2 separate regions of the Homo sapiens genome follow, and region 2 is linked to region 1. The links are chromatin loops, found by intact Hi-C in ENCODE. Cell type or tissue: CD14-positive monocyte. All regions are shown on one strand. Each heading gives the region's core, and the rest is flanking DNA. Links, peaks and the distances in the headings are about the cores only. Region 1 has its middle 140 kb from the start of LINC03062. Region 2 has its middle 10 kb from the start of GADD45G.

The links. Peaks named below come from ENCODE experiments on the same cell type or tissue, not always from the same donor. Only the 100,000 strongest peaks of a DNase experiment are listed, where the experiment ranks them.
Region 2: it touches region 1 in a loop (2.5-fold over the local background); 5 of 110 quality-filtered maps call a loop at or near these places.

What each region holds. Positions count from the first base shown.
Region 1 is chr9:89,772,719-89,788,207 of GRCh38, reverse strand. No RefSeq gene overlaps it. Among named protein-coding and RNA genes, the nearest start is that of LINC03062, 140 kb to the right of the region's middle. In CD14-positive monocyte, for the core only: no CTCF peak of the experiment used is centred there; a DNase peak (open chromatin) is centred at 6,167; H3K27me3 peaks cover 660 bases.
Region 2 is chr9:89,607,767-89,623,255 of GRCh38, reverse strand. No RefSeq gene overlaps it. Among named protein-coding and RNA genes, the nearest start is that of GADD45G, 10 kb to the right of the region's middle. RefSeq lists enhancers at 8,290-8,831, 11,363-11,911. In CD14-positive monocyte, for the core only: no CTCF peak of the experiment used is centred there; no DNase peak of the experiment used is centred there.

The sequences.
Region 1 (15,489 bases), core at 2,709-10,708:
ACCATCCTATACTGTATGGAGCAGCCCACCACAATAAGGCATTATCCAATCTCAAATGTCAACAGGTTGTTTCAGAGAAAGTCTGCTGTTAACAAACTCTCTTAGTTTTTCTTCACCTGACAATGTCTTTATTTTGCCTTTATTTCTGAAGAATAATTTTGTCGGATATAATACTCTGAGTTGACAGGCTTTTTTTTTCCTTTCAGTAACTTTAAAAATGTTATTCCATTACCTTCTGGTCTGATAAAAAGTTTGCAATCTTTCTGATAGTTTTTCCCTCATATATAATGTGTTGTTTTTCTTTGGCTTCTCTCAATTTTTTTTATCTTTAGATTTAAAGTTTGATTATGATGTATCTGGGAGTGGATTTCCTTATTTTGTCCTGTTTAAGGTTTGCTCCATTTCTTGAATTTGTATGTTTATGTCTTTCACCAAAATTGGATGTTTTTACCTATGATTTCATCAAATGAAAAAAGAAGTCTATGGGGCATTTTTCTTCTGTCCATTTGGGACTCTGGCATAAATAGTAAACCTTTTAACCTTGCTCCACAGTTCTCTGAGGCTCTTATTTTATTCTCTGTTGTTTATAAAGCATAATTTCTATTGTTCTATCTTCAAATCAACTCCTCTATCATCTCTTTTGCTATTGAGTCCATCAATGGATTTTTAAAATTTCTGTTATTGTATTTTTCAGTTCTAAAATTTCCAATTTGTTCTCTTTTTTATACCTTCTGTTTTTCTGTAAGACTCTTTATATTTTTGCTTCTTCCAAGAATGTTTGCTCTTCTTCTTGAAGCATGTTATAATGGCTACTTTAAATGTCTCTGATCATTCAAACATCTGGATATCTTGGGTTTGGTGTACGTTCATTGTTCCTCCCAATGAGAATTTGTCAGGCTTCCCTGGTTTTCCTTATGTTGAGTAATTTGGGGCTGTATGCTGAACATTTTGAATATTGTTATAAAGTTATGAGCCTTCATACAACGTATGAAGAATGTTGGGGTTTTGCTTTTTGCTTTTGTGGGCAGCTAATGAATGTGATTTCAAGATGTATGTTCTAATATGCTTTGTATAAGCTATGGTTCTAATGTCAGTTTAGTTTTCAAAGACTTTCCATTGTTCTTTAGATCAGTTTTATGTGTGCACCACTCATTACAAAGACTGAATCCCAGGAAGTGGTCTACTCCATAGTTCTCAAAACCTTTAGCATGCTGTTTGGGGTCAGATCCATGCATACTCAGCTTGGAGCAAGCCCAAGAGTTCATATACAATTGGTGGGTCACTTTCTTGAGCTTCCCCTTTCTGGAGTTCCTCCTCACTCTTTTGCGTCCAGGGATCTGCTTTCTTGGCCCTCTGCCTAGAAATCTGAGCAGTTTAGTTTCCTGGTTCTGCTATACACTTACTGCAAGTGTGTATATGTGCAGAGTCAAGCAGCAGGAGGCTACAGAGACAAAAAAAAATGCAACAGAGATTCCACCACACTCTTCAGACATATTCCTCTGATGAAAAAGATTCTCCTTCCTCAGAGTTTTGGGTGCCTACCCAAATCCACTGTCACCACTGTGACAGCTGCAGCTGCAGGCATGAGTTTCCTTGGGGGACAAAGGATGTCTTCCACTCTCTCTGCTCCTTTCTACTCCTCAGGCCAGAAAGTCAATCCTTTCTTTGAAGCTCTTCCTGTTCTTGCCCAGTGCATTATTCCAGGACCCATGCTGCCCTGGGGTGTATGCTGGTAGAAAAAAAACAAAACAAAACAAGAAACTCACCACTAGATTTATCATACTTCAAACCATCTGATTTTCTTTCCCAGTATGCCTGCTACCCTTTGCTTTTCAGACTCTTTAGAGAGCCGCACCATTTACCTTTCAGACTCCTCAAATAGTTGTCCCATGGATTCTCTCCAAGATTTTAGCTGTATTTTGTGGGCGAGAAAGAGTAGAGTGTGTTTTCTCCATCTTAACGAACCACAATTGCCCTATTGCTGTCTTTTGACTATGAAAGTTTTTAAAGTACTAATTCGAGAAATAATCTTAGAGAAAATATACTACACTCTTTATGCAAATTATCAAAAGGAGAAATAGTTTCTAATGTCATTTCAACATCAGAGATCCACATATAGAATGTTAGACCTGAGAGGCACCTTGCATTCATCCATTCTGTCCCTCATAGGTCCTTTTTCTCTTTGCCTTCTCAAATAGGAGATATTTGAGGTACGTGTGTGTGGTGGGGGTGTTGTGTATTTACTAGAAGAACAAAATTTGCAGACGTACAAACTATACTTGGTAACTTTTGTTTTGTTTTGTTTTGAGATGGAGTCTTACTCTCTTACCCAGGTGGGAGTACAGTGGCGTGATCTTGGCTCACTGCAACCTCCGACTCCCAAGTTCAAGTGATTTTCCCACCTCAGCCTCCCAAGTAGCTGGGACTACAGGCATGCATCACCATGCCCAGCTAATTTTTGTATTGTTAGTAAAGATGGGGCTTCACCATGTTGGCCAGGCTGGTCTCAAACTCCTGACCTCAACTGATCCATCCATCTCTGCCTCCCAAAGTGCTGGGATTACAGGCGTGAGCCACCACACCCAGCCAATACTTGGTAACTTTTATCTAATGTGTGCCACATTTTGCATTCTCAATCCTGGTTAATTGTATAATTACCCAGAAAGTTGCACAAATTCCAAAATCTCCACCACTATAAACTCTCACCTCAGCATCAGCTCATGCCCAGCCAGCCACAAGTATATTTTATCCAGTTGCAGAAATGCCAGCTCTCCTGCTCGCTCCACCACTGAACCAGCCTCATAGCCTCCCATATTCCAACTTCCCTCCCAATGAGTTTTCCACACTGTCATCAAAGTCCCATCGCTAACAAAAATATGGCCATGCATTAAAACACCTCTAATTAAAAGTCAGTGTTTCTCCCTTGCTTGCTTGCAAATCTCATAAATGTGCATACTCCTTTTAAGAGAAAAAATAATGTTCTTAAATCTTTAGTGTTGCCTCAAATTATATCACATGATTAGTGTTATTCTTATTTGTATTTACATTCAAATGAAAACTGTATATAAGCACATTATTCTTATACTCTTACTTAGCTATAAAAGCAAATATAATTTCATACAAATACAAACTATAAAACCAATAATATCATATTAAAGTCATTTATTTAATGTGAATAATGATGTTGTTTACTCTAACTAAATGACTGATAATAAGGATAAAAATGTGGCTTCAGGTCCAATTCTATATTTAATGTTTAGCTTTATTTGTTAATAATAATACCATTAAGAATGCTTGGTAAATGAAAGAATAATAAGCTCTTGAAGGCTTTGTTCATTAGTTTTCAACAATCACATCTCATAGTTAACCAAAAATGCCAGCCACCCATCCTCAAAAATCACTTTTATTGGAATGTTACTTGATAAATTAGTCAAGTTGACTTGTTCACTTGAAAATACAATAGCTGTTTTGCTGTTACTTAAATCTACATTAGATTTCTAAGATAATTAATTCTGCAAGTAAAATAAAAAATTATTCAATAGTTTCTCCAACACTTTCTGCTAATAAACCATTGAAGTAACAAGACGGGCTGTGCCAAGAGCATCCATTCACAACGAGACTGCGACATGACACAAATGAGACGAGTTCTATGGATGCCGACAGCTTGATTACCTTGTTCAAGGTGACGACTTTATTTTCACCCTCCTCTTCTCCTTTCAAACTACTGTGAAACCTCTTTATGACATCACTGTGCCTTCTTTGGTGTGGAAGCAATCCTCCATACAAAATGCCTATGGCACTGGAATCAAGCGAGTGTGGTCTCTGTCCCCTTGGTCTGAGCTGGCTCTCCAGATGATCCAGAATAGACTTGTAATATTTCATTTTAAAATATCACCAGTATTAAAAATGGGAAAGAGCACACAGATTTCTGAGAGTAGATCCATGGGTGGTCTCCAGTATTCCACACAGCTCAGTTTGAGAAACGCTGATTTACAGGACAAATTCTGAGCCCCTAAGTGCACTGGACGTGGCCCATCTCAAATCAGGATGAATTATCTATTCTTTTTCTCATCTCCAGCCTGGCCAACATAGTGAAACCTCGTCTCTACTGAAAATACAAAAATTAGCCAGGTATGGTGGCGGGTGCCTGTAATCCCAGCTACTCGAGAGGCTGAGGCAAGGAGAATCACTTGAACTCGAGAGGCGGAGGTTGCAGTAAGCCGAGATTGTGCCACCACACTCCAGCCTGGGTGACAGAGAGAGACTCCGTCTCAGAAATAAATAAATAAAATAAAATAAAGAAAGAAATAGAAGTATTTAACCACAATCTTTACGAGGTGCTATTGTTGATGAGTAATATAAACTCTCTCCTTGGCTTTCCCAAAAATTGTTAGGAGAAGTTTGTACCCCCTTCTTCTGAAACAGCATTTGGAAAGGCTGAAGGTAGGGCTCACTACCAGAAATTAGATTTCAAGCCCATCCCACCTGTGCACAGGATGAACAAGTGAGACCTACCTGGCTTTATTCTTTCCCATCAAATAATCAGGATAAAATTTTTCTCCAGTGGGCAGTTGGGTGTCCCTTCTGCCTCCAGCCTCCTCTCTTCTCTACTTCCAAGAGACCGTCTCAACATGCTCCTACCACCCCCATTCCCACCCTGAGTTTTTCAGCACTGAAGTCAACTTTAGGTGGATACTTTCCATTTGGGGCCATCTGCTAAACAAACAGGTCTTCAGCTAGGAAGGGTGGCTGCTTCCTATGGCCTAACTTTGATGTGTTAATATGTTACCTGTCTCAAGACCTTTCAAGAGGAGGAGAGAAAGGGCAGGAGGAGGAAGAAAAGTCCTTCCTACTAGCGATGTATCTCTCTCCTTCCTTTTTTTTTTTTTTTTTTTTTTTTTTTTGAGATGGAGTTTTGCTCTTGTTGCCCAGGCTATAGGGCAGTGGCACAATCTCGGCTCACCACAACCTCTGCCTCCCGGGTTCAAGCGATTTTCCTGCCTCCTCAATAGCTGGGATTACAGGCATGCGCCACCATGCCTGGCTAGTTTTATATTTTTAGTAGAGACAAGAGTTCTCCATGTTAGTCAGGCTGGTCTCGAACTCCTGACCTCAGGTGATCCACCCACCTTGGCCTCCCAAAGTGCTGGGATTACAGGACTGAGCCACCGCACCTAGCTTGTGATGCATCTCTTACTAGTGCTGTGCAGGCTTGTGGTCATCTAGGAAATTCCTTGGGCCTGGAGCTATAGCAAGGGCTGCATTGCAATGCCCTCACAGGCTAGAGGCCACTATTACTATTGTTTTATCAGTGCTATAACTCTGCTGATAATGGTACAATGAACCTACAGCTTGGAAGTGGCCCTTTTTCCTTAGAGTCCCAGACTTGAAGTTGTCCCGGGAAGGTATCAGGGACCCCAGCATCTGCCCATCAGCCTCCCAGCTGGCGGGCCTAAGAGCTGCTTTGAGGATCAAAGAAATTCTGGAATGATACAAGACTCACAGATCAAGGAGACTCACCTGTTCTTTCAAAGGGTCTGGAAGAATGCCCTGTTCAGGGAGGCATTGAGGCTATCAATGTAAGCCCAAGGGGGTGTTCCATTTCAAGATAAATGATGCAAACCGACACATCACACACATGGTCACGGATCCAGAGATGACCATGGTGCTTGGGAGGCAGCCCAGAGGGGCCCAGGGGCAAGGGCTCTGGGGCCAAGGCAGTTGTAAGGTGTTACTACAACACAGTGAGACTGTGGAAAGATGAAAAGGTGAGAAGCAGGAGAGAAGGAAGAGGGCAAAGGCAGAAAATACAGCAGTGTCCTTTGGGGATAGAAAACAATGCCCTATAAATCACATGTCTTAATGGATGCCATTCTGTCCTCTGCAGGAAAGGCAGGCTTAGCTCAGAGAAACCGCTGACTACATACAGGGAAATAACTACATCTCTTTGCACTGAATTCACACACCTTTTAACATGGAAATGCAAAATGGGGTTGGAGGATCTTGTGCCCTTTATTCCCATGGAGCACGGGGCTCATTGAGGCCAATAGCTTTCAAAACTCGAGAATTGTCTGTGCCACCCAACTCTCCCAGGCTGTGACTTCCTCTTTTCAGCAACCACTGTGCCCAGATGGAGGGAAGCAGTGAGTTCACACAGTCCATTGCCTCTCTCTGAGCCAGGCAAGGGGGTATTTCATTTTGACCCAGATCTATTTGCAGACACATCATACAGGGTGTGACTCAGCTGCTCCGCTCGCCTGGCCTAGGATCCTCCAAATATCAGCCAAGCTTGGTTTTTAGACAGTCTCAGGGTGAAGGTGCATTTCCCTCCCAAGGAGAGCTGCTGTAGCAATGCCATGAGGACCAAGGTCCCAGACTTTCACCCTGTACTCGCCTCTCCCAAAGCCCAGGCCTCTCTGCTTGCCTCATGTTCCCAGGGTGCTCCTGCAGTGCCTGACCGCTGAGCTCTTTTCCCATCGGAAGACAGAAGGAGGGAAAGAAGGAAAAGGTAATGTGCCCTCTCTTAAAGTCATCTTTCTCATCGGGCCTGGCTGGTGGCAAGGAGGCTCGGAAATGCCACCCCTTCATGGGCACATGGCCACATGGAATGACACCAGGCTCTGTTCCCAGAGAAGAAAAGAAGTGTGGATACGGGGCAGTGGCTCCTCTCCCTCTTCCTTTCCCTGCCCTTCCTCTGGGGAACTGAAGTCATTTATCAGTGAACAAGAAAGTTTGGCTACAGGATGCATTTATTGAATGCATGCATTAGCTGAAACATCCAAGTAAGCCATTGAGCCTACTGACATGAAAAGAAATACCATATCTTTTCTAAGGCAAATCAGATCGTCCCCAAGCCCCCATGTACTAAGTGAGAAGACCAGCATCAGTCACATCTCATGGTTCCTTCCCCATCCCTTGAGTTGTTTGATGCTTACACTGTCCAGGGAAATGAGCAAGAAGCCACACTCTGTTTCCCTTCAAAGCAGCAGCACCCCAGTTCTCCCGGTAAGCTAGCCAGCAAGTCAGAATTGGCTGGCCTCCTGGAGCTCTTCCAAATTCTGTGTAGGGTCTTTCCCTAGATTCCTGGCAACCTCTCTTTCTGTTCAGCCCTAAACACAACAAGCCGTTAGTTGCTTTTTGGGCAAAGGAGCCCAGAGCACGGACACAGACTCCCCTGCCCCTCCTTAGTGGGAAAGAGACGTTACCTTTCACTCTCTTAGAAGGGAGACCCTGCAGTAGCAGGAACATAAACCTCAATTCGTTTCTCAGAAAATTCATTCTACTATAGACATTTCTACTTAATTCTGTGGTACTTTTTTTTTTCTTTGAGATGGAGTCTCACTCTGTGGCCCAGGCTGGAGTGCAATGGTGTGATCTCGGCTCACTGCAACCTCTGCCTCCCGGGTTCAAACAATTCTCCTGCCTCAGCCTCCCGAGTAGCTGGGATTACAGGCAGGTGCCACCACACCCAACTAATTTTTGTATTTTTAGTAGAGACAGGGTTTCACCATGTTGGCCAGGCTGGTCTCGAACTCCTGACGTCAGGTGATCCACCCGCCTCAGCCTCCCAAAGTGCTGGGATTACAGGCATGAGCCACTGCACCCAGCCTGTGGTATTTCTAAATGTACATTTTGACAATCTACAAACAGCTTTTAGGGTAAATAAGATTGCTCTTGAATTTTCTAAAAGCAGTGATATTTAAGTCATTCACTCTCAAAATGATGAATTTCTTGTTTCCCTCTCCCGATTCAGGAAATGCGTAGTTGAACTTCTCAGGTTTGCTTGAACTTCTCAGGTTTGCTTTGCACAGTCCTAAATCAAAGATGTGGACCAGGAAAATCCCACAGGAGTGTGCAGGACTGGCTTCTAGGACTCTTTCATGATTAGGGAAGGTGGCTCTAGTGGACTGAAGTACGAATGTTTGAAAATAAAAAGGACACACAGACCTACTCCAGGACAAATGCCTTGCTCAGTCTTTCCAATTCCTTATGGCTGAGCTGTAGAAGGAAGGCCCAGAATATTCCAGAAAAGTTCTGCACAGAGAATAAAGAAAAGGATGGTCATTGCCATTTCTTGGTGCTGAGGCAAAGAGATTGGCTATTTCTGTCTGCAGATTTCCTCACCCCCAACCAGGGTTTGATTTGAAACAGACATATTGTCGAAATTTTATGTGGAAATAGAAGCATTCTTGTGCTGCTTAAACCCCACCAGAGTCTCCCTGTGGGATGTTTTTTCATGAAGCCTTAGATCAAGCATGACTAATCTCTAGCAATTTGGTTAGTTAAGTTACTCCTGGTTACCTCTCCTTTCAGACACCTGGGACTGAGAGAACCTTCCTGGCTGAACCAAGCCCTACACTTCCAATCCAATGGTGGGCAGGCGAGTGGCCTTGGTGGGGTAGTGGAGAGTGTGGCTGCCTTCTGCAAAGAGTGCCAGGCAGATACTGTCATGTGCTGGCTGTGATGTTTTTTGATATTCTCTGGCTGTCTTTGTATTAAGTATTTAGACATTTAATATATTACAAGAAGCAGTACTTTGAGTCATCCCCATCGGATGAGAATCCTTCATGTACACGATACTCGTTATTTGGCAACCGGATCTCATCCACATCTTTGTAATGACTAACACATATGTTTTCCAAATAAATCATTTAGCAGATGTAAGGCGGTTCTGGTAAGTTTCTGTTAAGATCCACATTGCAGAAATCAGCCCATTTGCACTGGAAGAAGCCTGGCTGACTAGTGAAGGCAGACACTCTTAAGTGAAGAAAATAGCCTCATTCAAAATTTAAGAACAATGAAGTTCATTTCTAAAATACTTGGAGTTTTAAGTTGAAAAGTGAGCGAGTGCATGAAGCAATTACACGGCTTAAAAACACACACACACAATTGAAGTTTAATTAACTGTTTTTAACTCAGTGTATCTTCCGACTAAACACAGTTTGAAGTATCTCTAAGTCATTTTCTCCCAACAGAGAACAAAATCACACACCCTTTTTAAATCCTGAATCTAGAGGAAGTAGGCTGGATCTCTTCAGCCAACTGGCAAATGGGGCCTTTCTTCCTGGTGGGCCTTTGTAGCCACGCTGTCCCTTCCCCTGGGAGACGCCCTGGCCATCACTGCTACTGGTTAAAGGCACTGGCTACTACAGACCTCTGCTCCCTCTTCATCAGAAGCAGCCCTTGATCTTGGACAACTTAAAGAGAGTCTTAGGTTTATGGCAGCGTGGAGAGAAATGCCTCCCGGGTCAGAGCTGCTCTTTCCTGCATTAACCCAGGGGCTGCACTGCTCTGCTCTGTGCACAAGGCAGGCAAGCGGGACTGGCTGAAGCTTTCATGGCAATAAGCGGGAGGCCGTTCAGAGCCCGCTTCTGCTGTGCTCAAATCAACAGTCCCCCTGTTGCCTTGGCTCTACCACCCACCCAACAAACAGCTAAGAAGGCAGCAGCATGTGCTCAAAAACATTCAGGATGTTAAAAAAAAAAAAAAAAAGTTTAAAACTCATTCACAGGGGAGGTTTTGCTACGTTACACGGGCCGATGTTTCATATTAACTTCATGCTTTCTAAGGTTGCGTTTGGGGTGACTAAGCCTCCTGATCTGGTTTCAATCCAAAGTCCGAGGTAAGTGTTTTCCCCTTATCTGCGATCATGAGTGAAGCCAGTGGAGGGTGATGGGCATACGCACACACATGCACGCTCCCATCAGAGAATGAAAGGAACGTGATTCTCCACCCTGATAACACCCAGGGGCTCTGCCAGCTTTGAGATGCTCTCATTTGGCACTTAGGAAGGTTTTCAGACCACCAAGGCATTCTTTTAAAGTAAACAGACAGTAAACAGACAGTAAAGGTGGCCCGGTGAGTGAGTTGGCCAGCAGCCCCCTCCCGCCCGCGTCGGTTCAGAGGCTCGTCATCCACTCACAGCCTCATTCAAAGACTCCAATCACAGAAAGCTTTCTGAGGTGCTGGAGACATAATGGTCAATAAAACAGAGTCCAGAACCGCAAAATCATCCAGGCTAATAGAGAGACCAGCAAACTAACTTTAATGCAGTATGACAATTGCTAAAAGAGGGATAAGATAAGCAAGCTGCCTGATGAATGACACAAGGAACCCTCTCCGAGTAGCTGGAGATGGAACCTCAGAGTCCTTAATGTCCCCAACACCCCCAGGGCCCAGAGCTGGCAATCCCAGCAACTCCCAGGAAAATAGACATCCACGGTATGACCATTCAGTGTGAAAACTCAGGCTCCTTCTGCTCTCTGGCAAAGCTGTTCTCTCTCTTGCGCTGCGATGCAGAAGGGCAGCCCGAGCTGGGTGGCCCTGCAGAGAGCATGCCCAGCTTGTCTAGCTGCACCTGGCCCAGAAACCCAGGGGTGGGGCCCATGCATCTGTTCTGAAGTCCCCCCACCATGCATGGCACTCTAGGATGTCACAGCACAACTAAGAGGTCTGCCTGCCCTGCCAGGATCAAAGACATCCCCACTTCAGAAGCAGTGATGCCTATGCTAAGACGGGCAAGCTAGAAGGAGCTCATTAGGTCAGGAGATATGCCAGCTGAAAACACCCCAGGCAGAAGGGGGCCAGGCTGGTGTGCGGGGCACAAGGCTCATTGAATACAGTGAACACATCCTAGGGGAGGTAAATGGAGAAAGACGCAGCTGCAGACACAAGCACAAGACACACACAAAGAAGTCATAGGGAAGAGCATGGAATACACCAACTAGGAACCAGGCACTGTCCAAGCTCTGGAAAAGGCTCTCAAAAAAGGAGCTGACGTCTCTGCATTCTGGAGGAGCCAGGCCTGTGGCAAACCGTCAACTAATAAACAGCTGACATGGAACTTAGGTAGGCTGCCATGGGGGATGAGGAGACATTGAAACAGAGTCCCTGATGGAGAGTGAGCTGACAGCTGAAGGTGGGAAGGAGACAACCAGGCTGGATGACGAGAGAAAATGAGCCTGTGGCTCTTATTCTTAAGTATTAGTGGCTTTGTTATTTTTGTTCTTTTTAAAGTAAACACTATATTTAAATTCCCTTATCTGGGTTTTTCTTCCAGCATCCCCTTACTCCCACTCCAGGAACTGAGGAGAGAGCCCCTGGCTCTCTGCTCCCTGCCCTGCTCCTGTCTCTCATCATGCAGTCAAGGTTGTGAGCGTTCTGTTCCTCTCCATCACCAGGGTAAGCCCTCCATGCGTTGTCCAGAGCTTGATTGCAACGTGGAAAACAGAACAGGGGCCCGCCGTGATGATGACCACCTATGTTGGGCACCGCAGGCCAAGGGGCTCACCAGGGTGGATTCTTTTTCTGCAAGTCCCATGTGTCAAACCCATCTCCTGGGCATCGGTTGCCCAAAATTGCACCCCGCACTTGGACCACTTGTAATTTTTCATAGTTTCCAGATGCTTGGTTCCTTTTCAAAGTACTTGGAGAGCAAGAACTCTGGGGCTCTGGGACTCAACTTTGGCTCATTCCATTGCACAGAAATCCCCTCTCCCTGCAAGTGCTGGTGCCACATAAGTTCTGGAAACTGCACGTGTGGGTGCGGGGTCCAGCTCCCCCATCTGCCCCCTTGCCCCACAGAATCACCAGCTGGTTGGCCACACATCCTCGCTTCTCCACTTGGTATTGGCTTATTCCCTGAGGAGTCAACCTCACACCTATGGTTTCCTAAGAGGAAAGCCAGGACTCAGCAACAGCCTGTGTCCTGGGGAAGCTGCAGCCTACCCTCAGCCCAGGTTGAGCTGCGGGGTCTCATCACCAGCCCTTTCCTGCACATTGTGCCGGCCGAGTGATGGCTGCTGTCTGTGGGCAGGGGTCAGCAGATTTCTAGTAGGGAGTGAGGCTGACCTTACAACTACCTACACACACACACACACACACACACACACACACACACACACACACACACACATACACATTAATGCAGAGACACAGTCCTGGGGACTGAGTCCTATGCACAGAGGGAGAATCGGGTCTCTGGACTCCAAGTAGAGGCAGACCACATGACCTTGAAGAGCTACAAGAGACCTGCAACTCCTCTGCTCCTTTCAAATGCAGCCTTATGATTGGATCGGTTTCAGAAACCCCCGTGTCTGAAGGACATTGTTTCTGAGTGAGTACCTGACTACCAGAGCCGCCATGCTGCCTGGCATGGTGGTGCAGGTCCCATGCAGGCTGTGGTTGTGGGCTGTTTCCAGCAACTTGGGGATAGCTCTGGGAGCTGGGATATCCTTGAGCATAGCTCCTGGGGAGCAGGGAGGCAGATCAGTCTCATGCATTGCAAAGGAGCAGCTCACGAGCAGCTTGACTCCCCTGAGATCACAAGTCCCAGACAATGATGGTGACAGGAAGGAGTCGCAGTCAGGTCTGTGCAAGGGACTGGCTTCTCAGTCGGATCCGGTACCGGGTGGGAGGGGAGGGAAGAAAGAACAGTTGGCAGTCTCAGCCTGAAAGATGCCTCCTTGTGAGCCAGACCGTAAGCATCATGATACCCTTCCAGGAGGGCACCCCTGGGAAACATGCTCTAGCTTTTAGCACCCTTGAGAAGGCACTGCTATTATTCTTGTACTCATGACCAGACAGAAGGTGAAAGAGGTTAAGAAAAGTCAGGGCCAGCTGTGATGGTTTACACCTATAATCTCAGCACAGGAGGATTGCTTGAGGCTAGGAGTTTGAGACCACCCTGGGCAACATAGTGAGACCCCATTTCTACCAAAAAAAGTTGCATTAAAAATTAGCTGGGCATGGCAGTACATGCCTGTAGTCCCATGTACTGAAATGGGAGGATGACTTGAGCCCAGGAGCTTGAGGCTACAGTGAGCTGTGAACCCAGGGCTCATGTTGCTCGCCTCTTCCCCAGACCATTTCATGACTGCATTCCTGCAACTGGCTTCATTGGCCCCAGTGAGCATCTCAGACTGGGTTGCTGGTGTTCACTGGAATTCAGATACTGGGCAGGGGGAGTCCCTCTGGGACCTGGCTGCACCCTCTGTGTGGAAGCTGGCAGTTTGGGGGACCTGCGGCAGCTTCCTTGTGGGAGCAGAGGGCCAGGTGGAAGACTGCCCCTTAAGGAAGGACGCGGTCCAGGCCCCGGGGGTGCTAGGAATGAGGAGTGACTGATCTGCAAGAGCTGGAGGGGCCTCCAGAGCAGGATTCCCTGGGCTGGATTCCAGGGTGACCAGAAGAGAATCGGGTGGGAGTCCTGACTCCACACTTTCCCAATAGATCCAAAGGGGTTCAGCCTTGATTCTTTGGTTCCAATGGAACAATCTTGCCAACACCGTGCTCCACATTGTAAGTGGGAGTTTTCTTCTGGTCACACACCTGGGACTCTGCCCAACCCTGGGAAGCCCTTTCCCAAAGGCACTTGTGTTTCTGGCAAATAGCAAGCCACCACAAGATTTCACCCCCACCCTGCTGTACCCCTGCTTTCATGCCTGGAATCTTGAAACTTGACTTCCCTTTGTCATAAAGCCACAGTCTAGAGGCTGCAACATTGCCCACTCCCCTCTGCGGCCTCTCATCTAGGCCTGCCATGGACTCACCCAAGGCTTCCTTGTAACCCCTACATCGGGCGAGACAGGGCCCTGCATGACTATGTTTTTTAAACCTAGTAAAAATTTGAGCACAAATTTCAATAAAGCTATACCTACGATTGCTCAACCCAGCCAGTTTGAATACCCATAACATCCAGAAAAGGAAAAGCAACTGAGACTAATGAACCATCTTATCTACCCACCCATGTCTTTTAAACATGGAAATTTATAGGCAAAATCAGAATGAAATCTCTCCAAATAACCAGAGCAGTCCATGTTAGGAAGGAGACAAGGGCTGGAAGCATGGCGCACAAGGGGATTCCAGTATGATGTTTGGGTAGTCCTCGCTGGGAGTGGAAGCGGCTAGAGAACCAGGATTTGAGGTATTTGGTGAGGACTTATATCTCCAGACCGAGCAACAGGGCTGGGCAGGCTGCAGAATGTGGCCACAGAAGGGCATGAGGCCCTCCCCTATCAGATGTCCTATGTGTGCGCCTCAAGCTGAATGTTCCTTTGAAAAGGATGTCTTTTCCCAATAAACCAAGCCATTCCTCCTTAAGGAATCTCACAGGGACTCCCAGAACTAAGATCCAAATATGTTTTCTATAATGCTTATCATGTTAGAATCACTCCCATAGGCTAGGGAGTGATACTATACATAATTAGTAGCCCATGGAATGAATCTCTGCCCTACAAGGCTGAGATTACAGCATCATTCATCCTGCCCCTTCAGCATGGAAACCCTTTAGCACATTAAGAGAAGGAACTTACTCATAATAAAGCAGAATTCCTCAGGCCACCAGGATTAAGCCAAGAAGAAATCTACTCTTTGATGCTTGAATAAGTTTAGAGAAAAATTTAATGTCATAGAATAAACAGTTATTTTAAATAAGACTATTTGTATTAACTGAGAGGGCCCTTAATGTATGAACGGTAATACGTAAGCTGGATGTCTAGAGCTAGAAATTTGAGTAGTTTCCTCTTCCAACTCTTCCCAGCCGTGTAAGCTTGAGCACAACTTAGTTGACCTAAGTCTCAGTTTTCTTATCTGTAAACTGGGGATAGCAGTAATTAAAGTGGGTTGTTGAGGGGCATTATATACTATGCCCTGAACAGTCCCCTGAATGTTTTTGCCTCTAACTTGGACTAAACAGAATATGCTGAGCAGTGACCTCATCATATTTTTGAGATGTTTCACTTTTCAGAACTTGTCTTTGATTGCTTTGAAGAGCAGAGGTTGACAGAGTACGAATTTTGTTTCACTGATGTCAGCACTAAGGGAAGTGATGATGCGCCCTTTTGTCAGGGCCCTGTGGCTGTGGCCAGCCTCTTGTACAATGGGCGGCTTGCACTGGTGGGTCGTAGCTCGTAGGAATCAAGTGACCGAATGGCTGGATGTGGATCCTCCGTGCTGTTGTTTCAGTTGCTTGCTCCTGCATAACAAGCCACCCCAAAATGGAGCACTTAAAGTAGCAGTGATCTCTTGGCTCTCCACGCTGTGTCTCAGAAAAGCACACGGGGCTTGGTTAGACAGGTGTTTCTGATTCATGCGGCACCGGCTAGGGCTGCTCAGCCCGACTGGAGGATTCAAGGTTGTCTGGACTTTGCCTCTGGTTCTTGGGTGGCATGTCTCTTTTCTCCTCCAAGTGGTTACTGCCTCCGGTAGGGCAGGACCCCAGAGGTATAGACTTGACCTGCCAAAACCTCCTAAGGCCTAGCCTAGAAAAGGCAGGCCTTCACCTCGGTCTGGGCCAGTCACATTTGGGATTCAAGGATGCAGAAATGGGCTCCACTCACCACCTGAAGGATTCAGCAGCACAGGACATGGACAAAGGCCACGGAGGGCACTGAGTCATCTTCAGGAGGAATATCCTAAACGAGGGGTTGGTGCCTCTGCACCTAGAACCCAGCTGCCTTCCTCCAGAGCTGGGCATGACCAGACCTCCCCTTG
Region 2 (15,489 bases), core at 3,989-11,988, 170 kb after region 1:
ACCTCAGGGCTTTAAATGCTGAGCTCTGCTTACTGAGAAGCCCTTTGTTTACAGAGGCGCTCAGGGTGTGGGGCTCGGCCTAATCCCCATCTGCACGGTTCAGAACATCCCACCCCAGCCAGGGAGTGTGTCCTGGTGCGGACCTCCCCGGCTAATGCCAGTGCCATTGCAAAGGCTAGGTCAGCTGCCCTTGGGCGATGCTGAGCCTGGGCCATGATTTCTCGATCTAGTTGCCAGCGTTGGTTTTATCTGAGGACTTAGCAGAAGTATGATATGCAAACACCTACACATGCACACACATATACATATATACATATAGTTGCTTTCTGGTTTATGATACACAGGCTTTGCAGACATATTTGTAACTAACTGAAGAGAAATTTCATCCACATGTCTGCACGGCCTTCACTCTGCCAGAATAATAGCCAGGGAGGCCCCATGGCTACTTGGGGGATCTTCTCTCCTTCTGTTTTTCAGTTGGAAGAAAAGAAATGGTACCTTGCCATGCACCAGAAAAGCTTTAATCCCACAAAAAATGGAGCTTCACTTATCCCTGGCTGAAGCTGGCCACGGCTCTGCTTCCGTGCTCACCGCACCATGCCGATCCTGGGGTTGCTTTGGGGCACCCTGAGTTCATTCACTGTGCTTCCTGGAAACCCCAACAGACCTTCCTCTCCTGAAACTTCCAGGGTGACTGTATTTAGAAAGGCAAGTTCCTCTGAAGGCAAATAAAGAAATAGGGGACAAGAACAGTTTCCCAGATCTCCACTTCCTTGCATCGCAGGCCCTGGGGTGGTCAGTATGCATGAATAGGAAAGAAAACCCAAGGTCAGACTGCCTCAAGGGGGCCGTCAACCTCTGTGGCTTGTAGAGAGCACAGACAGGAACCCCACAGGGGATGAAAAGGGGAAACCTTTGGATGAAGCTGCAGCTGCAGGCACAGTTGCATGGTGGGAAAAACAAAGTGGTTCGCATTCCAAGTGTGGGGAGGAAACTCACTTTCACCATGTATCCACTCCAGGCAAGGCCCTCTCCTGGGCACACAACTTTCATGCGTCTTGTCTCAGTCTTTGCAACAATGATAGGAAATGGTCTGGGTGGAGTTATTGGACAGAAGAGGAGACTGGGAGAGGCTGAGACCACATTAGTGGGCAGGATAGGGTGTGGAGGTGCCAGGGATCTGCCTTCCAGCAGGTGTGAACTGGAGGGCCAGTCCCTTCTCCACCAGGCCAGACCCCAGCCAGAGAGGTCTCCTCCTGCCCAACTGCTGGCAGATATGCTCATGGCAGCGTTGATGCTGAGGCCCAGAGCTTTGTCAGCCAGGGAACAGAACCTCTCAGAATCTGCTCTCTGCTGCCAAAGCCGGGCCCTGGGACAAACAAGACAGGCTCCAGGAGAACCCTGCAAGCTGAAGTTGTTCTTCACTAATTGCTAAACTGTGCAAGACCAAGTGAGAGAATCAAAGCAACCAACTTCCAGCTCAGAACAGAACATACTGTGCACCGGCTGCTTGTCCATCACCTCACCCGGGGATTCCACAAGGTGCAATGTTCCCATAACATGATTGTTTAATAGAAACCAAGGGTTCTGGCCATTGTTTTTTCTGTGCTACCTTGTTTATTTGAAGTAATTTGCAGCCCTGAAAAAATAAATAAATAGGGCAAATGCTAAGGAGAGAGGACGCTTGTAGAAAAAATGATTTTGTTCAATTTTACCCTGTAGAAAAAGGCAAAAAGTATCATTCAGCTTTGAAATAGGGCCTTCTCCTTTCATGTTTATGAGACAGATGTCAGCCTCCATGGAAAGGAGCAGAAGCAAGCAAAAGAGGCCACAGCCTCATCCAGCACATGGCTGGATGGTGACAATGTCAAAACCAGAGCAAAAAGGCAGAGCCCACCTGCACTGGTAACACCCAGACATCCCCACAGACCCTCGGGTGGCCTCAAGAACCCGGGAGAATGAAAAACATCAAGAGAATCACTGTCTTTATTTTCTAGTACTCACTCTTTAAGAACGAGCTGCCAGGCCCATTTGGGAGGCTCACAGGGCTGTCTGCTGTTGCAGGCCATTGAGCACGGCATGCTGGCCCTCCTCACCAGCACCTTCGCCACTCTCTGCAGGGGCAAAGTAGCTCTTTACTTTTCACTCATCCTTGACTATCTGAGGTTGGTAAAGCCAACGCTGCTGACCTAATGTAATAGCTGGGGAGTCCAACAAGATTGAACGATTGCGCTTCACAATAGACAGGTATGCACTATGGGCACATGTGCCTGTGTGTGTGCGTGTGTGTGTGTGCATGTGTGGGAGGAAGCAGCTAACAGAACAGGTGATTATGGAACCTGGGGAAATTGGTGTCCTACAACTGGGAGAGACTTTAAGAGCCCATTGGCTTTAATCCGCAGTTCACAAGCAGAGAGGCGTCTGGCCATCTCTGAAGATATTGAGCACTGAGAGAGGGAAGGCCAGCAACCTGCCCCAAGGTCAGATCCCGAGTCAATTAGTGCATTAAGCACCTCTGAGCACACAGGTACTATGTGAGGTCAGACGTCTTAAAAATGTGGACATTAAAGCTCAGAGAGGTACCAAAAAGTCTGAAGTCACAGCTGGAAAGCTGGGAAGATCAGGAATTCAAAATGCAGTCCCCAGCCCCACGTTGGCTCCTAGCCCAGAGCTCTGGCCCCGTGACCAATAAGGGCCAAGGTAGGACAGCGTCCTGTCTCATCGTGTGGTGGCACAGCACTCCTCCCGTTTCTCTGATGCTGCATGTGATCAATCAGCAGAGGACAGCCCCCTATCCCAGGATCAGCCTGGAACTGGAGCTCGAGCTCCCGTTCAAGTTCAATGTCGGTTCAGGCTTGGCCCCCATTGAGCCAGAAATTTCTCCACAGAGCTCTACCTGGGTGGAAATGCAAATCCACCCCATGGAGTGGAGGGCTCCTCTGTCCTCTCGATGCCCATAGTGTTCTCAGTGAACCAGCAGAACTGTCCCCAGAAGCGTTTTTGGAAAAATTGCCCTCCTGAGTGTGCAGGAGATCCCAGGGGACTGACAGGCAAGTTAGAGACCAAGACAGGCTGCTCTTCCCAAACCCAAGGAGACCCTGAAGTCAAGGAGCAGCCAGCCAGAGCCTGGAGGAAGCCAGCCAGCGCATCCCCTAGGGAAGCTGGCCTACCTCAGAGTGCCCTGGCTTTCTCTCTGGCAAGTTCTTCCCCAGTCCTTGAAGGAATCCCTGGCAGACTGGCCTGGCCTCATCCCTGGCCACAGTTGGCCCTGGTCTCACCCAGTGAAGCTGCCATGCTGCAGTGAAAGGCACCTTCCAGCACCCCTGCAGGGAAGGAAAGCTCTCTCTGGTCTGGAGAGCAGCTTGGCTGGCTGCAGGGAACCACTCCTTGCAGGTGGCCTGAGCCTTGGGGCTCATGTGGCTTTTATAGCTTGTTATTTAGTGCCCAACACCTCAACTCTTGATAGAGGGGGTACTTAGCAGGGGCTCCCTAACACTTCAGTTGTACTCCTTTGGAGAAAGGGAGAATTCCCTTCCCTTAAAAACCCCGTACAGAAGCTAGGCAACACTGGCCAGCATTCACTGCACCTTCCCTTGTGCAGTCATTGTTCTGAGCACTTTTTTTTTTTTTTTTTGAGACAGAGTCTTGCTGTGTCACCCAGGCTGGAGTGCAATGGCATGGTCTCAGCTCACTGCAACCTCCACCTCCCAGATTCAAGCGATTCTCCTGCCTCAGCTTCCTGAGTATCTGGGACTACAGGCATATGCCATCACACCTGGCTAATTTTTGGATTTTTAGTAGAGTTGGGGTTTCACTATGTTGGTCAGGCTCATCTCAAACTCCTGACCTCATGATCCGCCTGCCTTGGCATATTTTATATCTTTGTCTCACAAGCATCTGATGAGACAAGGCCTGCCTTCCAGAGGGAAGCAGCTTGAACTAAGTTATGCAGCTAGTGGGGGATGGGATTCAACCCAGCCCCAGCTTCAAGGAAAGCTCCCAGCAAACAGATGCTGCCCTCCTCCCTGCTGGTGCAGTCCCTGCTTCCTCCAGCAGTGGTGATGGGTTTAGTCATTGTTATTTACCATGGTCTTCTATGGCTGTGTCACACTCTCCCACAGAACAAATGATATACACCACAAGATGCACCATAAGTCTTATTTTCATTTGGGGATATTGGATTTTGCCTTAGCTCATTTGGGCTGGTACCACAGAATACCACATACAGAGTGGCTTATAAATAACAAACATTTATGTCTTGTTGACATACACGGTACCTCCTCACTGTGTCCCCACGTGGTGGAAGGGGCAGTGGGTCTCTCTGGGGTGTCTTTTATAGGGGCACTAATCCCAGTCATGAGAGCCCCACCCCTATGACCTAATCACCTCCCAAAGACCCCACCTCCTAACACCATCACCTTGGGGGTTAGGATTTCAACAGATGTATTAGGGGCAGGCCACAGTCAAACCACAGCAGATTTACTTTCTAGAAGGCAGGATTTTAAGTCAGACAGGCTTCCCTTTTGGTCTTGGCTTCTCTCGTTGCTGGCTTCATGACTCTGAAACAGTTCCTGCCTCAGGCTGGGTTCCCCAGAGGCTGGGATGCGGACTTCTGTTCTGATGATGGATGGGGGTGCTCTCAGGAGAAGCGGTGTGAGGAGGGAAAGCTCGGCCAGGAGGTGGCCTGGGCCCCCAGGGGCTCTGGAGTGTGAAGTGTACCTAGAGCTGGTCCCACTTGGAGGCAGCAGGCTGGCCTTTCCCATCTCCTTTGCCCGCTGGTCTTTGGCTGGGGTCTGGAGAGGGAAAGCCCCCACGGCTCCCTGTGTGCAACTCTGCAGAGAAGGAGGGGCAGGAATTGGTTAGCAGCCACGTTCTCAGGGGCTGAGGGATGGGCACACCTGTTGCCAAAAGGAGTCTGAGCAGGCACCCATGTCACTGGCAGCCAGGCCTCAGTGTGGGTCCTGGCACCACTCATAAACTTCCTGCTTCCCTCCTTCCAGGCACCTGGGGGTTGTGCTGCTTTGCTTTCTGATTAGGCACAACCCCAAGCCTAGCTTTGTCCAGTGATGTGGGAGAGGCAGGGACAGGTATGTGGGACTGAAGCCAAGTGCTCTGCCAAGAGCAAGCCAGCCCCATGCCTGACCTGTTCAGGGTCATGGTTCCACTCAAGTCCTCCTGCGTGCACACCAGCCAGGGCCAAGCAGAAGGAGGTGTCGCCCCAAGTTCCCACAGAGAAAGGAAGGTTCACATTCTCAGATGTGTGGTGGCTCAGAGAGCCAAGAGGATGGAGCTGATGTATTCCTGGGGACCGGGGGACTGTCACCAGCCTTGGGCTGAGGGCTGAGGGCAGAAGATACGCACAGCAGAGCCGTGGGGCAGGGGTTCCTGGCAGGAGGTAAAGTGCAGAGGGGCAAGGCACCCCTGGGGACTCAGCCGAAAGCAGGAGTGAGAGGGAAGACACACCCCTACCTCCCTCCCCACAGCCCTCTCATCTCCCACCAACACCTCTCATTGGCCAAATCCAATGAGAAGCCAGCAGGCAGGGGCCCATGGCATGTCTTCCTGGGACACGCAGTCCTGGGCGCAGACAGGACACATAGAAGGCATGGGGGAAGAGGGACACATGTTGGAGAATGATGAGTGGAAATTGGACCTCTATGCTAGATTCCAGAGTTTAGAGCTCAGTGTATTAATTGATATTTTCATTATTGAAACTTAAATCATAGCATGAAATGATATTGTTATTTTTCCCACAGATAAGGGAAGAGTGGTGAGTTAACAGGGGAAGCCTGGACTTGATTTGAAAGCCCTTCCTCACAGGCACCAGGCCCACCCCCCACTCCACCCCACCCAGCTGATTTACTCCCTGGAGGTGAGTGAGGGTCCCCTGGCCCTGCTGAGAAGCTCCTCTTTGCAAAAAGAACTTCCACAACACGTCTACCCACCCTATGGTATAACAGATGTTCCCACCTTCCAGATGTTTCAGATGAAGTGGAGAATATCTGATGGGGTGGGGGCACAGGGAAATCGAGTCCCTGGGGGCTTACTTCCCAGGAAGCAGGCAGCTGAGACTGGGTGGAGGATGTGCCGAGACACAGCCTTGTCCCCATCAGCTCTGAGAAGAAGGTGGGGAGTGCAGGCCCAGTTACAAGAGGAGGCAGACACCACAGTGTGCAGGCAGCAGTGTTCTTGTGCGGAGCCTGGTACCGTCAGGTGCCAGTGGAGGGTCCAGGGGCTGATAATGTGCCCTCACTAAGTTGCTGAATTAACCCTTATTCATGAGTATCTCTGCCTTGGAATTCATCTCGGCAATTCCTATTGCCTCTAAAAACCCTCTAAAGGCTTTTCCTAGCAAAGAGCAGTAACTCTTCCCCAAAACTGCAATGGCATAGACGATAACATTTTGTACTTTGAAGTAATTTCTCCTTGAAATGAGTTATGTAAGCTAAATGAGCCTCACACCTGATTCAGGAAAATGAGTCACAGCAAATCTCCAAAGATGGCCCCGTGGCCACCCTCCCAGGATCCCTGCTCTCAGGTGGTCTTCTCCCCTGGGTAACCCAGACCAGTGGCTCCCACTCACCCACAAAACGCAGTGGGAGTGGAACATCCCTGTGCAGGACGCTCTGGAGAGAGACCCCGTGACAAGACCGTGTGGACAGGCCCCACGGGGAGGGAGCAGCAGGGATGTCTAGCTTCCTGGCGAAGACCAGCCTCACAACCCCACCCTGTGCCTTCCATGGCACTTCCTGAGCCTCTCAGCCAGTCCGGCTCCCACATGACCACCAGGCAGCCTTGGGCAGCCTCAGGTAGAGCAAGGGAATTGCCGAGCCCAGGCCAGCTGGTCACCGGAGCTGAGAAACATCCCAATATGTGTGTGGGGGTGATTTGTTATGCAGAGGGACACAGAGAGAAGTGCCGAATTCCCTCAAGAAGCTGAGCAATTCCTGTCCCGACCTTCAGGTCAACAGATACTGCCAGGTCACCCCAGGGCCCTACGCGTCTCAGACACATTGGGACTGTTAGAAGCCCACCCTCCCCCCACGGGCAGCCCACATCTAACACAGACCCCACTCCCTGGGCTACCATGCTCTCCACCGTGGGCCATCCTACTCCTGCTTAGGCTCTGAGAACCTCTTTCTCTCTCTCTCTCTCTCCTTCCACACACACACACACCTTCCCTCTCTCCCTCTCCATTCACCCACAGAAAAAGTGTACCCTTGGGTCCTTGAATCTCTCCTACTGCAAGAGTGTGAGCCCAGGCCCCTGAGCTGGGAAAAGCAAAGGCAACACAAGCAAGCCCAGCATCTGCTCTCCAAGCGTGGGCTCCCTGCAGACCCAGCCTTAGGACAGGACTGAGGGGGTGACCGGGAGCAAACCTAGAAGATGTCCCCAGGGCAGTGACTGTCCTCAATTCTGTGCAAGAGCTCCACCTGCCTGAGTTCTGCTTCACTTTTAAAGCTCTGCCCCAGTCCATCACCCCCACCTGGCCTGTCCCCCAGGACACTCAAGCCCCTAAACACTAAGCACAGTGTGTACATCTGTTTGTTCTGATATAACCAAATACCTGAGACTGGGTAATTTATTTAAAAAAATAGAAATTTTTTTGGAAGTTCTGGAGGCTGGAAATCCAAGATCAGGGCACCAGCAGGTTCAATGTCTGGTGAGGGCTGCTCTCTGCTTCCAAAATGGCACCTCTTTGCTGCATTTTCTGGGGCCAGGAACACTGCATCCTCACATGGCAAGAGGAATAGAGGGATGAAAAAGAACCAAACTCCCTCCATCAAGCTCTTTTATAGGGCACTAATCCTTTCACCAGGGCAGAGCCCTCATGCCCTAAACTCTTCCCATTAGGCCCACCTCCCAACACCATTACACTGGGGATTATATTTCCAACACATATATTTTAGAGGACATATTCAGACTATGGCACATGGCCTCATCTAGTGGGCTTCAGCAGCTGTCCTCTGAGCCTGCAGTGACCACTGAGAAGTGCCTATGATGATAGTCCCTTGGAGGACGCAGCTGGGGGTGTACCCCTGGGCTCCTAGTTTAATCCCTGTAACCCCTACCTGATATCATTTGGGCCTCATGCCACACTGTTGACCTCATATGGGCACTGCAGGAGTCTGGTGACCAGAGGAAGCCAGCAAGTTCTGCTCAGGCCTCACTTTAGCTGCCGGGGCCCCCTTGGGGAGCTCTGAAAGTGGAATGGCCCATTTGCCTTGGAATGGGCTTCCCAGTTGTGGGGTGGTCTGCTTCTCTATCAACATAATCAAGATCAAGGCCAGGGAACCCAGCATGGACAGGCAGCTCCAGATGGCTAAGCTCCTTCCCCAGCAGAGAATGCTGCCGCCGAGGGACCCCCAGCTCCTGCAGCCCCTCTGGGTGGGCAGTTGTTTCTCCTGAGTCTTCTCCAAGCTCTTGGAGAGACTGAGCATACCCAGGGGCCTAGGGGCCACATAGAAGGAGAACAGCTGCTTGCCCCTGCTCATGACGGTGAAAGCAGAAACTCACTCACCCTCCCCTGCATGGGGACTGTGGGCATCCACACAGCCTGGCAGGACCTCAAACCCTCAGTCAGCCCAAGTGGATCATTTGGTGACATGTGGGCCACCTACCAACTCCCTGGACTTTATCTTGGTCATTGTTTCGGCCTTGCAGGGCTTGAGTGATTTGCAGACATGTCAAGACACCATGGTTTTAACTGGTCTTATGATAGCTGAGCCTAACCTGCAGTTGCAGCCTCCTTCCTGGAATGTTAGCATCAAATTCTTGCTCAACGCGGGAGTTCCATGAATTGCTTTGCTGCCGTGAATCACTCTAGGGAAATTTAATCTTGCTGCAAAAGAGGATACTTTCTCCAGAGTGTAGCTGTTCCTTTCCTTTCAATTTTGCTTTTTACTGTTGTTTCACTGTTGTTCCTTAGAATTCTATTTGTCTGAACTTTGTCATAGTGAAAACGCAACACATTTTAATTATTCTCTTGAATTTTCCCACTTGCAGAAGATAGGCTGTAAATGAGTGACCCCAATCCACCATTGCAGGGTAGGGATAACGCAAGTGTCAAAAATCGGAATCAATTCTAATGACCATGTTTCATCACTGACAGGCATGTAAACCTCAAACCAAAGCAAACTCTGAAAGCTGAAAAATGAATCATGAAACTCAGTAGCAAATCCCACCTCCCCTGGAGGTGAAGTAAAACCACATCAATGGCTCGGTATGAGATCAAGATGGTCAGTGGTTATAGGACAAGAGACCCACTTTGAGGGGGGAAAATAAAAGCTTTGACATCCTTTTAACAAGTGTTCCCATAACTGAGTGACTTTGTTCGGTCAGCCTCAGCTTTCACACAGCAAGACACAAACTTTTCCTGGATCTCATTGATCTGCCTGTCCCACATCCAGAGGCTAGACAGACAGACAAACGCGTCAACTCCTCATAATGGGAAGCCACAAGCAACAATAACAAAATGAGAGATGCTTTAACCAAAAGACTGTAGTACAAGAAAATTAGGCGAGGCAGGTCTCACTTTCCCATCTGCTTCCTTCTCTGGAGAACCGTGAATTCCATAGCTATCCTGCTTGTGTTTGGCCCATCATCTAGGCATCGGATAGCAGCCCAGAGGGGATGCTAAAAGGCCTTTGTTTCAACTTTGGACCAAAAGGCCCTGGGTCAACAAAGCCCAGACCTGATGAGGAGACCTGGACCTCACTGCAACTATGGACTCACCTCTCTGAGCCCATTTCTTTGCCTGTGAAATGAAGAATAACTAAGCTTCCCTCCAACACTAAGAATCTGTGATTTGACAGCACTTGGGAAATTTCATATAAGGGAAAAGATTTGGGGATGAAAATCAGTGATTCAGTGGCCCAGTCAGTGGCCCTTGGGTCTTTTAATCCCCAGCTGCAGGTGAGCGATAGAGGGTTGCCAATGTTCTGTAGGAATGAGCGTGCTCCAATCAGAGCCAGAGACTGGACCACAGGCACAGGCCTGCCCACCAATCCCATGGTGACCTTGGAAGGAGCCCCCTGTCCCGACACTGCCACCTGCTCTGTATAGGCCACCTCCTTAAATGCTAAGGTGGAACCCAGCTCTGGTAGGGCCCAGGGCCCGCAGGCTGACTCCTCGGCTACCTCCATGCCCAGCCCCCACATCTCCTCTCTAGGCAGACGCCCGTGCACTCCATGCATTCCACCTGCAAGCAGAGTCGCCGTTCAAGAAAACATGCAGTTCACGCAGCTGGACCAGCACGTCCAAGGCCCCGGGGTATGAAAGGGCATGATATGTCTGGAGAGAGGGAGAAGCCCTGTGGGACACAGGGAGAGGCGAGAGTTGGGGAGGTGGTGCAGGACAGGAGTACAAAAGCTGTAAGATGAGGTCCAGGTAGACCCAATCGAAGCATGAGAGGTAGGGGGAGGGAAGGAGGAGACCCTGATGTTCCTGGGATGTATTCGTTCCCTATTGCTGAGTAACAAATTAGCGCAAACTCAGCAGTTTAAAACATTCGCTATTTATGGGCTCACAGTTCCATGGATCTGAAGTCAGGCAGGCTCAACTCACTTTTCTGCTCAGGGTCTCACAAGGCTTGAACCAAGCTGTCAGCCAGACTGCGGTCATCTCTAAGGCTCTGGGGAAGAGTTTGCTTCCAGCTCATCCATGTCGTTGACAGAATTCAGTTCCATGCATCTGTAGGAATCAGGTCCCCATTCTCTTGCTAGCTGTCAGCCAAGCACCACTCTCAGTTTCTAGAGGCCACCCTCAAATCTTGCTCTATGAGCCCCTCCCTCTTCAAAGCCAGCAATGGTGTGTCCAATTCTTCCAAAATCTGCAAAGTCTCTGGCTCTGCTTCCCCAACCAGCCAGTCTCTGCTTTTAACATATTCATGTATTAGGTTTGGCCCATACAGAACATCTCTCTGTTTTCAGGTCATCTGATTAGTAACCTTAATTACATCTGCAACATTCCTTAATCCCACAACTGTGGGAATAACACCAGGAGGCAGTGGTTGGAGGTTTGTGGTAGAATTCTGCCTTCTGATGAGATATCAGCTGACATATCACTAAGATAAGTAAGACAGTTTCATCTGTCAGTCACTGCGCATCCAGGTGAGAAGCAGGTGGACAGCAGCAGGGGCAAGTCTGAGCAGCTCCCCATGGGCTGTACTCAGAGGGAGTTGCTTGTGCTGGATCTGGATGGGAAAGGGACTCGGGGACTTTGCAGGGGTCCTTCTGAGACATTTACTGAACTTCTATAAAAAGAAAATTGCTCATCTCTGGCAGGTTTTGTGGAATCCCGTGCTCCCCAATAGCAAACAACACTTCATGTGACCTTCACTGATTTGCAGCCTGACACCATCAGCTCAGTCTCAAAGGGTCACCCATCCCTTCTTTCTGCTCTGAAGGCAGCTCTGCTGGATGAGCCTGTACTCCACGAGAGGCATAGAAAACACGCAGGCTGTCTCCTTTCCACAGCACCTTCTTCCACCCATTTTGGTCGGGTTGTATTTCCTAGGAAGATGCCACTTCTAAGATGTCAATTCTAATGCATTTTCCTCCATGCGACAAAGAGCTAAGGAGGACTCAGCCCACTCTGTTCTCCCAGAAACACTGTTCTATTCTGAAGCTCAGAGGGGAGTCTTGCGGGACAATTGTCTTATTGATTGTTATCAGGCTGTGCTTTCAGGCTTGCACAGTCATCCACAAGCCTTCTGCCTGCACCACTTGCCTGATCATGGTCTCAGGGATGGTGGCAGGTGGCCCTCATCCTCACCCACCCTTGCATCTCCACCCTCCCCAGCAAGCTACCCAGCCCCCAGACTCTCTTCCCTTCCACCCAAGATGAACAAGCTTCTGGACTCTGTCAGATGTACTGAGTGATTTAGGGAGAGTCAGGAAAATGGAAAAGGAAGCCCAGGTGAGCTCCCTCCAGCCACGGCCCAGGACACAGATGCAGATTGGGCCAGACCCAAAGGAGTCACATGATCTCCACTATAGCAGGGGCTCCTCTGACCAGGAGCCTTCCTGCTACCCCCAAGCCTATACTGGCATCCCTAAAAGTAGGGGACTCAGGTAGGTGACAGTAAAGAGCTGGACCCTGAGGACAGGGATGGAAGGGGCAGAAGCAGAGCATGGACAGAGCATGGAGAAACCTAGGAGACAGAGCGCTGCACCCTGGGCACACTGGGATATGTGGAGCCCACCCATGTTTGCACAGGGTGTGATACTCTCTTCACCGGGAAACTTCACCTCCTCATCACTGTCATCATAGCCCACCTCATAGCCCAGTCATCCATCCACAAGCCCACCTCAAAGATCAGGACCTTGGCCCCCAGGGAAGGGCATGGAATAAGCATGCGGGTGTGCATGGCTCTTTGCACCAGGCCGGGCCCTGGGCAGAGACTGACTTTGGGCTCAATCAGACAAGGTGTCCGCTGGACCTCCACACAGGGTCAGGGCCTAGCAAGTTTGAGGGGATGGATCTGGGACACTGAGTGGATGGAAGGGAACTGGAGAGAGCCCCAGGCCAGGCCAGAGAGCTGGCGCCAGGCCCAGCTCCTGGGAGCAGAGGCTGCTCGTTTCTCGTCTGAGTCCCCAGGGCCTGGTTCACAGCAGGAGCTCCAAAATGGAAGTGAAGGTGGAGGGGGAAGGGGGAAAGAAAGGAGGAGGAAGGGAAGGATGTGGGAGAAAATGGACGAGAGGGAAGAGCAGAGGTGGAGGTGGAGGTGGAGGCAAAAAAAGGAAGAAGAAGAGAAGGTTGCAGGGAGGGAAGTAGAATTGGAAAGCAGTCTTTGGAAGCCACTAGCAGTGCTCAGGAGGGAAGCACAAGTCACAGCTTGGGAAGTCTTGGACTGGAGAAAAATCGAAGAAATAGAAAGAAAAGGGAGATGGTGAGAAGGAAAGAAGCCGAGGGTGTTTTTGATGCAAAAAGGTAATGGAATGCCAACTGTGACATATTTTTTAGTTGGCCAATGAGAGTCTCATAAAATTAGCAATTGGTATGGGAAATGGTGTCCCCACACTCACCTTTCTCATTCCTGTCCTCACCGTGTTTTCTAGGCAGGATGAATAAGAGACGGATGGGCTTGGGAATGCGAAGCCATGGGCTCAACTCAATGCTGTCAGGACCTTCCAGGCAGGCAAGGATCAGTGGGGAGGCCATGCCTAGCACTGTGCCTGGCACAGCACATGTGCTCAGGAAATGCCAGCTGAATTAATGAGGGGATGAATGAATGAACGCTTGAACCACATGGTGGACAGCCTATGTCCTACCCTTGAAGCCCAGCAGCCCAAGGCAGTGCCTGTCTTACCCAGCATGAGGAGCTCACAGAGGTTTTAAAGGCCTCTGCTGCATCAGTGGGCAAGAAGCCATGCATCTTGTTGGTGCAGCCACCAGCTCCCAGTATCTAGACTCTGCCACCCTGTGTGGATGAACTTTACTCACACACTATTAGTTGATGAAGGGAGTGAAATTATTTGGCAATTTTATTCTAGTTGATAAAGGGAAGTTTGAGCTAGACCTAAAAACCAAATATAAGTTTGCGCTAGGACAGAATTCAAAGCCGTGTAGTCATTCCAGGCACCCCGAGGCTTCCAGCTGGCCCTGCACACGAACTTAGCCACTCCTCTGGCGGCCGCTTGCAGCAGCTCAGGTGCACCACGCAGGATCATGTCTCATTGCCCCCAGTTAAGTCATAAAGTCTCTCCTTTGTGACCGTGGAAAGACAATACACTTTTGACATTTTGGAGGGCATACTCAAATGAGGAGTACAGGGGTTGGCATCTTAGAAAAGCAACTGAAAAACACAAGAATCTCAAAAAAGCAAAATTGGGTATCTGTTTACTGAGCTGACCCTACACGCCTTGGTTTGTTTGCCAACATCCTTGCTTTTCCTCTGAAAAATTCATTTTTTATTTTTTCTGAAGTGGCTTCAAAACCAATACGCATTGTACTTCTGAGGCTAATGGTTTAATAAAATATATAACACAGAGAATTAGAGCCCTTAAAAATAAAATAAATCTCAGAGATCATTTTGTCCTATCATCTTGCCAGGAGAGGAACAAGGAGACCTCAGCTCCCTATGTGGGCAATGCTGGGTGTGGGCAAGGAATGCCTGACTCTCCAAGCTGCTCCTGTTGTCATTCTGTATCCATTTCATCTTCACAACAGGTGCTTTGCCAGTGCCAATTTTTACAGTGACCATATGCAAAACTTAAAAAAATTAAAAATAAGAATGCTTTACTTTCATTGCTCTGGGGGTGGCAAAGGTTTGTTTTAGACATGTGATACCTAAAATCCTGCAAACGGCAGTCATGTTTCCAGTTCAGTGAGGGCTGCAAGGTAAAGAAGATGCCCCAGCTGGATCCCAGGCTGGAATGTGTATTTTCACCCAGGCACTGGAGCCTGCTAAAGCAGAGACAAGCCCTGTCCCAAGGTCATGTGGATATATGGGAGCTGTAATAGCATGTTAAGGAAAAGGAGACGGTAACTAAATCCAATGCAGACTAAGCCAAATGCAGCTTAAAAACTGTTGGGTGTGCTTGTGTGTGTTACAGAATATGTAAGAGGAAAAATAGAAGTTCAGAAGGAAATATTAATACATCAAAACTTGCTGATGGTCAGTTACAGGCACTTTTACTTATTTCTTTAATGTTGATGTATTTTACAATTTTTCTGCAATGAATACATATAACTTATAAAGGTAGAAAGTTATCTAATGAAAATAGCCTTCTTTCCAAAATAAGCCTGCCGCAAGTGCTCCAGCACCCGGAAGTTCATGGCAGCAACGTGTTGGTCCTGAAACCAGACGGCTAGTCCAAAACCCACTAGTTCACTTGGAGTTCTGTGGTCTGGGACAAATGTCTTCGTTAGCTTTTAAGTATTATTGTCATTAACATTCATTCAGTGCTTTCTAGATGCCAGGCATTGTGCTCGTCTTTATGGGTCACCCCCAACACATATGTAGTGATAATTACCACGCACTGAGGGCTTATATATGCATTATCATATAGGGTTGTTGGAAGTACTAAATGCAATTATGTGTTTATAAACACTGGACATTTTATTATCTGCCCTCTGAGTTAGTTCATGTTAATAGCATTAAACACCTGTTCATCAAAAAAAAAAAAAAAGAAAAAGTTTAGCACAACTTTTGGGCATGGCACTGTGTCCCATCATGCATTTATTCACCTGAAAATTCTCCTAGCCCTTTGGGGTTCCAACAGGTGGCCTCATAGCAAGCTCTAATCAAAAAACCAAGGGCTTACAACCTCATGTTCTACAAGTGTCGCTTGGCCAACAGGAGGGTCTGCCTACCTGCTCTGTGCAATGTTCTGCTGAATTTACTCATTTAAGGGTTCATTTTAAAGTAATCAAGTCCACTTTGTGTTTACAATAGCATGTTCTGGTCATTTTGCTGGAACGCAGACTGGTAGACAGGCCCACCCCAAGACTACCTCAATAAGAAAACCTTAAGATTTCAAGCAG